Regions from separate parts of the Homo sapiens genome. Here regions 1 and 3 are each linked to region 2. A link is an interaction called in ENCODE POLR2A ChIA-PET data of the cell type or tissue named here. Cell type or tissue: PC-9. All regions are shown on one strand.

What was found. Peaks named below come from ENCODE experiments on the same cell type or tissue, not always from the same donor. Only the 100,000 strongest peaks of a DNase experiment are listed, where the experiment ranks them.
Region 1: POLR2A ChIA-PET joins it to region 2 with 8 read pairs; 3 of 35 experiments call an interaction of 5 or more read pairs at or near these places.
Region 3: POLR2A ChIA-PET joins it to region 2 with 5 read pairs; 2 of 35 experiments call an interaction of 5 or more read pairs at or near these places.

Annotation. Positions count from the first base shown.
Region 1 is chr9:125,251,657-125,254,156 of GRCh38, forward strand. The region is part of intron 1 of HSPA5-DT (HSPA5 divergent transcript); the gene reads left to right. Among named protein-coding and RNA genes, the nearest start is that of GAPVD1, 8.9 kb to the right of the region's middle. In PC-9, no CTCF peak of the experiment used is centred here; no DNase peak of the experiment used is centred here.
Region 2 is chr9:124,720,142-124,722,641 of GRCh38, forward strand. The region is part of intron 2 of NR6A1 (nuclear receptor subfamily 6 group A member 1); the gene reads right to left. LOC124902269 (a long non-coding RNA gene) reads right to left here. Exons shown (of 2, transcript XR_007061772.1): 1 at 1-2,500. Among named protein-coding and RNA genes, the nearest start is that of MIR181B2, 28 kb to the left of the region's middle. RefSeq lists an enhancer at 823-1,332. In PC-9, no CTCF peak of the experiment used is centred here; a DNase peak (open chromatin) is centred at 1,110; H3K27ac peaks cover 706 bases.
Region 3 is chr9:124,003,777-124,006,276 of GRCh38, forward strand. No RefSeq gene overlaps it. Among named protein-coding and RNA genes, the nearest start is that of LHX2-AS1, 4.4 kb to the right of the region's middle. RefSeq lists an enhancer at 1,050-1,807. In PC-9, no CTCF peak of the experiment used is centred here; no DNase peak of the experiment used is centred here.

The sequences.
Region 1 (2,500 bases), 530 kb after region 2:
TAGGCCTTTCAAAGGGCTGAGATTACAGGTGTGCACCACTGCGTCCAGCTGGAGCTGCCTTTTGTTGATATGTAAAGAGTAGCTACCCTTTATGTATGATGTGCCGGATGTTTTATTTTTTAATTTTATTTTATTATATATATTTTTGAGACGGAATCTCGCTCTATTGCCCAGGCTGGAGTGCAGTGGTATGACCTCAGCTCAATGCAATCTCTGTCTCCTGGGTTCAAGTGATTCTCCTGCCTCAGCCTCCCGAGTAGCTGGTATTACAGACGCCCGCCACCACGCCCGGTTATTTTATTTTATTTTTTTTTTGTATTTTTAGTAGAGACGGGGTTGGTTTCACCATGTTGGCCAGGTTGGTTTTGAACTCCTGACCTCAAGTGATCTAGCCACCTCAGCCTCCCAAAGTGTTAGGATAACAGGCATGAGCCACCGTGCCTGGCCACGCTGGATGTTTTAATTTTTTTTTTTTTTTTTTTTTGAGATGGAGTCTTGCTCTGTCACCAGACTGGAGTGCAGTAGCATGACCTCGGCTCACTGCAACCTCTGTCTCCTGGGTTCAAACAATTTTTGTGCCTTAGCCAGCTGGGACTACAGGCACGTGCCACCACACCCAGCTAATTTTTGTATTTTTAGTAGAGATGGGTTTCACCGTGTTGGCCAGGATGGTCTCAATATCCTGACCTCGCGATCCACGCGCCTTGGCCTCCCAAAGTGCTGGGATTACAGGTGTGAGCCACTGGGCCCGGCCTTTTTTTTTTGAGACAGGATCAGAGCACAGTGGTGTAATCTCAGCTTACTGCAGCCTTCTCCTCCTGGGTTCAAGTGATCTCCTGCCTCAGCTTCCCAAGTAGTTTTCTTTTCTCAAAAAAAGAAAAAAAAAGATATTCTTTTTTTTGAGACAGAGTCTCACTCTGTCACCCAGGCTGGAGTGCAATGGCGCAATCTCAGCTCACTGCAACCCCCGCCTCCCAGGTTCAAGCGGTTCTCCTGCCTCAGCCTCCCGAATAGCTGGGACTACAGGTGTGTGCCACTACACCCGGCTAATTTTTTTGTATTTTTGTTAGAGATGAGATTTCACCATGTTGGTCAGGCTAGTCTCGAACTCCTGACCTCATGTGATCTGCCCACATTGGCCTCCCAAAGTGCTGGGATTACAGGACTTTGTAATCAGGACCATGCCCAGCCAAACTTTGTCTCACTATAGCTTTCTGATGTATTTATTTATTTACTTACTTATTTTTTAAATCTGTATACTCAGAGTGCTTTATGATGTCTTGATATCGTTTAGAACAAGTGCTTCCACATTGCTCTTCTTCTTCAGGAATGTTTCTGACTATTCTTGGCGTTTTGTATTTCCATGTAAGTTTTAGAATCAGTCTATCAAGTTCACAAACCAAACCTGTTACATATTGTTAAGTTAGAAAAAAAAAAAAAGCAGGGCCTGGCGCAGTGGCTCATGCCTGTAATCCCAGCACTTTGGGAGGCCGAGGCGGGCAGATCACGAGGTCAGGAGATCAAGACCACCCTGGCTAACACGGTGAAACCCCTATCTCTACTAAAAATACAAAGTATTAGCCAGGCATGGTGGCAGGCACCTGTAGTCCCAGCTATTCAGGAGGCTGAGGCAGAAGAGTCACTTGAACCCAGGAGGCGGAGGTTGGAGTGAGCCAAGATCTTGCCGTGAGCCAAGATCTTGTCACTGCACTCCAGCCTGGGCAACAGAACGAGACTCCGTCTCAAAAAAAAGAAAAAAATATTGTAGGCTGGGCAAGGTGTGTTCCCAGTGCTTTATGATGCCAAGGTGTGAGGATCACTTGGGGCCAGGAGTTTGAGAGCAGCCTGGGCAAATAGCGAGACGCCATCTCTACAAAAATATAAAAATAAAATAATAATAATAATAGAATTAACCAAGCACAGTGGTGCACACCAGTAGTCCCAGCTAGTAGACTGAGGCGGGAGTATCAGTTGAGCTCAGCAGTTTGAGGCTGCAATGAGCTACAATCACACCACTGCACTTCAGCCTGGGTGGAAGACGAAAACCCTGTCTCAAAAAAAAATAAATAAATAATAAATGGTATAGTACTATCATACTTTTGAGTAATCTGCTTTATTATTTTTTCCTTTTTTTTCTTTTTTTGAGACGGAGTTTCACTCTTGTTGCCCAGGCTGGAGTGCAATGGCATGATCTCAGCTCACCACAACCTCAGCCTCCTGGGTTCAAGCGATTCTCCTGCCTCAGCCTCCCAAGTAGCTGGAATTACAGGCATGCACCACCACATCCGGCTGATTTTTTTGTATTTTTAGTAGAGATGGAGTTTTGTCATCAGAAATAAAAAATTTCCATTTTGAAGTGAAAAATTAGGATACTTCAGTATGGCTGGGCGCAGTGGCTCATGCCTGTAATGCTGGCAATTTGGGAGGCCGAGGCAGGCAGATCACTTGAGGTCAGGAGTTCAATACCAGTGTGGCCAATATGGTGAAACCCTGTCTCTAC
Region 2 (2,500 bases):
GGTTCAAGCAATTCTCCTGCCTCCATCAGCCTCCCAAGTAGCTGGGATTACAAGCATGCGCCACCACGTCCAGGTAATTTTGTATTTTTAGTGGAGATGGGGTTTCACCATGTTGGCCAGGCTGGTCTCGAACTCCTGACCTCAGGTGATCCACCCACCTCAGCCTCCCAAAGTGCTAGGATTACAGGCGCGAGCCACCACGCCCGGCCATCTTGAACATTTTAAATGTTGACAACTAACATGATTTTATTTAAACATCCTGGAAGTCAAACAAAATACATCTATAGGGCAGACTACACTTAGGACATGGAATTTTGTACTAACAGATGAAAAAGATCTTTAACACTGTATTTTCACTTTGAATCTTATTTTGCAGTTTTGATTTTCTTATGCTTACCAACAAAGCACATTCAATTTTGGTTCACAATGACTGTCGGCTCTCTTCAAAGAGAGAGGCTTATCTTTTCTTTCAGATCATATCTATGACAAATACTGGACCAAAATAAAACAAAAACAAAGTAGCTTCAGGTAAAGAGGCAAAGAGTGGTCCCGGTTGACCAAAGAGTACCCAGAAAGGGCCTCAGTTAGAACTGAGTTATTATAGCCTCAGCATGCTAAGAATATGTGAGATATTTAGAAAAAAAAAGTTAATTTGTAAAACTATGTACAACTTTGAAGACAGTGACTTTAATCTAGGGTATCCCCCCACTACTGATACGTTTGCCTAACACAGAAGGTTTTCTCTTTGGCAAGAGTTCAAAAAAGGAAGAGAAGAATTCCCATGTATTCCCTTGTTATCAAGCACTGAATTTAAGCAACCCCTTTCAGCTTTTTTTTAATAAAATAAAACAAATGTTTATTAAAAGTCTTTGTCTCATCTGAAAATGTTACTGCAATATTGCTCCCATGGAAAGAACAACTGCAGAACCTAACTAGCCTCAGAATTTCTTCTCATTCCTTCTTAGTCATTCATTAAAATCTCCAGACTTAGATATTCAAGCAATCCCTTCACCCACCAGAGATAGTGGCAGACATCCAAGACTATCCAAGGACCCAACAACCGCCTTTGAATGCAACTATCTTTTCATCAACTGTAAACAAGTGCTAAACTCTCGGCTCCATAGGGAGTCCCTACCAAGTCAGTATAAACTCAAATAGGGGCAGAGGTCAAGGGGATGAGAGTTCACCCTAAGCTCTGGATCTCATACCACCCCTACCCTGATCAAAACAATCCTTATCAGAAGGGAACTCCTCAGCAAAAGGCCACATTCAGAAGGCTTGATCTAGCAGCAATGCCACAGAATCAACTGAAGCTTTGGAAGCAGGCACTCGGAACTGTTATGAATGTGACATAGCAAAATCACTAACAGTGTTGCAGAGAAAAAGGGACATAAAGGGAGGAAACAAGGGAGATTTGTGAACTATCTTAAGTTGCTTCAGGAAAGAACTCACTTGAAAAATAGTGGAATAATCCTGAATCTGAGCCACAGAAGACAACTCGGGAACCTATTCCACAATGAATCATTCTACTTTGTGTCCAAAACCACCCTAATACACGCAGAAGAGGCCCAGATGACACTTCAAAAATAGTCTTCATTCTTTTACACAAAAACCCTGATTATATATGTTATAAATCATTACACTGCCTTAAAGTCTTCCACCATCAGCATTTGAGATCTGTCACAATCAAGACAGCTAGAGACAGGATAGAAATTAATTATTTAATAAAGCAGGGGCTCTGAAGTCTCAGATACTTCACTAGGTACTTTGGGGTGAGTCATTTAATCTCTTCAGGCCTCATAGTTCTCATCTGTAAGATGGGGATTGTATCTTTTTAAACAAATCTTATGAATGCTTAATAAAAAATGCATGTGAAACATTCTGTGCATAGTAAATATTAGCTATCCTTACTATTATGTGGTAAAAGCCACATCATATTTTGTGTCTGCCTTCCTGATTAAACCAGAGTCCTTTCTGGGCAAGAACTATGTCTCAGCTTGGCACCCAAAGTAGGGAGGGAGAAAAGAACAATAAGTGCGTTAAATGAACTAAGTATTACCAAGTCAAACTTAAAATCAGATCATTTTATATGCTATAATCCTTCTCACACTTACTGAATATACGCAAAGTGCCTGGCACACAAGGAATACCAAATACACAAGTAAATGGTAATTTCCTTTTCTTCCTTCATCTGTAACATTCAGTCTTAAGTTCACTCTCTGCAGACATTTGGGCTTATATAAACTACTTTCTGAGACCAAAAATTGTGACACATAGTTTGACAACTAGGAATAAATCCATTAGAACATGTGACAGAATACTGGAATTTTAGGGTACGCTAGCTGAGATGTACACATTTCTCTTTTGTAGCTGGAAGAATCCACAAAAAAATATCTTTGGGATCCCAAGTCACGTGACAGTTGAATGCAAAGCCAGAGCAAGTTCGTGGTGCCAGGCTTTCTTTTTATCTTGCCTATTTTTTATCTTGTTTTTTTCATCT
Region 3 (2,500 bases), 720 kb before region 2:
TCACCTCATTGTGTCTGACCTATCACTTAATTAATCTCTCCCAGAGCAGAGCTGTTGACAATACCAAAGATAAGCAGTATTTTGAACAAAGCAGGAAGCTTTTAAAAGAACAAGCCACAGTGAGGTTTGAGGCTCTTAAAAATGTGTAAATCATCAGCATTAGGATGTAAGGTACCTTTATAACGTAGCTGAAGCTCAGAGATGATCCCACCTTTGCCAGAAACTTTCTGTGCCTTTCTTTAGCCATGGATGTCTTTAGACATTCATATTCTGCCTCTCCCCTCTGCTGCTGGTTCCCTTTCTCCTGTCTTTCCCTTTCTCTGGATTCATACTCTCCATGGCTACTTTCCTGAAAATTGTTCTCTGCTTTCCAGCCTTGCCTTTGGCTCTTCACATCCTTTTTTTAGTGTTAGGGCTGTCGAGGTAGTCAGCTTCTAAGGCTTTGGGGGACAAACTATCGACTGCATCTGCTGGTACCTATGAAGGAGGACATTTGTGCTGCAGGCACCTTGGTGACATACAGGGAATAGTTCATTAATTAAAAGACTTGCTAATTGCTGCTTGAATTACTGTACAGAAGGAATGAAATGAGTTTGTAAAAGATGACGATTTGGAGAATGCATTTTTTTTTGTTTAAAATATTTTTATAAACAGCTCCTAGAAAATGTGTTGCTTTTGCTGTTGACTCTATCGTCAACAATTCAACTGAGCTTCAATTAATGATAATATATGGTCTGGGATCCTTCGCTGGGCCCGACTGATGGAAGAGCTTTGTTGAATTTGGTGCAGGTGGCACTGTTTAATAAGCACAGGAAAGAGTGAATAATGTAGTGCTTGCAAAGAGAAGTAAATGCAAAATAGATCGCTCTAATTATGGCAGCCCCCAGAAATGGAGATGCAAGCTGAAATGGCCAAGTAGCTGGGAAATTCTAAATAGTGTCGATTGTCCCCTGCCTTTTTACTTTCGAGGGCTGACATGGTAGCTTAAAAGTAAATTTGGGTGAGCTCATCTCACTCAACACAAACAGAAATTCAAAACCTGAGTCTGATGACCTATCAATGTTTGCCTTCACTGTCTAGAATCCATTACCAGATAGTAAAACTCAGCACTAAAACAGGGCCATCTGAACATTTCTTCCTGCAAGAGATCGGCACAAGCTCTTTACAACTAGCATTTGTATTTTATTGCAAAGTGCCAGGAGATTTTGTTTTTGTTTTTGTTTTGTTTTGTTTGAATTTCTTTATGCTTGAGAAAATTAGCCTATAGGAAATCAAAGTGTGAATACTTAAGCAAACAGAATTTCTCATATACCTGCAAGGGCTTGTAGTGATTTTCATTCATGCAAAGATAATCAATGGGACATTAGTTGTTTTAATTAATGGAAGAATAAAAATGTTGGGGAGGGGTGCCAAGGGACTGGGCTTCAGCTGAAGCATGTGTGGGAAATGACTCATTCCTCACCTAAAGAGACAATGCCAACTTCCCAAAAGCAGGAGAGATTTGCTAATCAAACCAGTGGAAAGTTGGACTTGGGTGTGGGAGGGGTCCTGTTGAAAGTGTAGGGGGAGATATGGTGGTCACACTGGGCATTTTTCCTCCCCTGCAACCTCAGTGTTCCCCTTGGAAAACTAACACATCCTACATCATCTTCTAGGAGAGGAATTGTCTTACTTCCTAGGAAGTTGCACTTTGTGCTGGGAGCCTAGCATGCTTTGTGATGGTAAAATAGTGCCAGTGGCTGGGAAGCTCAAATCAACATTCTTTAGCCTGGACTAAAGAGAGGCTGGGGCTGAATGGGTGTGCTAGACATGGGGTGATCTGTAAAGCGTGGCTCCAGCAAGTGGGTAGAGACCCTCGTCCTCTGATTGAGAACCCAAGGAGGAGCCAAGTCCAGCATCTTTAGCTAAAAACTCCTTTTTTGTTATGTAGAAATGTTTACCAAACCCAACTCCAGTCAGTGCTGGCTGGGCACTCCAGTCGATTGGTGTTAGCGTATGGGAAGCTCATAAAAGCTTTATGGGGAAACCTGTGCTTAGAAATGGAGTTTAGAGGTGTCCTGCTGTCAGAGAAGGATGGCAGAGATGCCTTTGAATGAAGAAGGCTGTGATAGGAAAAATTTTTAGTCTCAAGTGCATGGAAATATGAGTTGTCAGACAGTCAAGGGTTCATCTGCTTCCTCCTCTTCCCCCGTCCCCACTTTTTCCATACAAAATCTTTTGGATTCTCCTCTAAGCAAAATGTGGTTTCCTATGTGAGGAAATTTGTTGCTAGTTTTTCTTGTGCTTCAACCTGAAAGGCTGGCAGAGCAACCAGGTTAGCAAAATGGCCCTACTAGTACTGGATATCATTCTGGGCTAGATTAAAAAGAAATGATTGTCAATAAATGACTGTAGTTATACCAGTTGGGGAAAAAATGGCATCTTTTTGCAACATTTACCTTTTTTGGTTTTGCTTCCAGGGAAATTTACATCATTGCATGGAAATTAGCCGTGAGGGGAT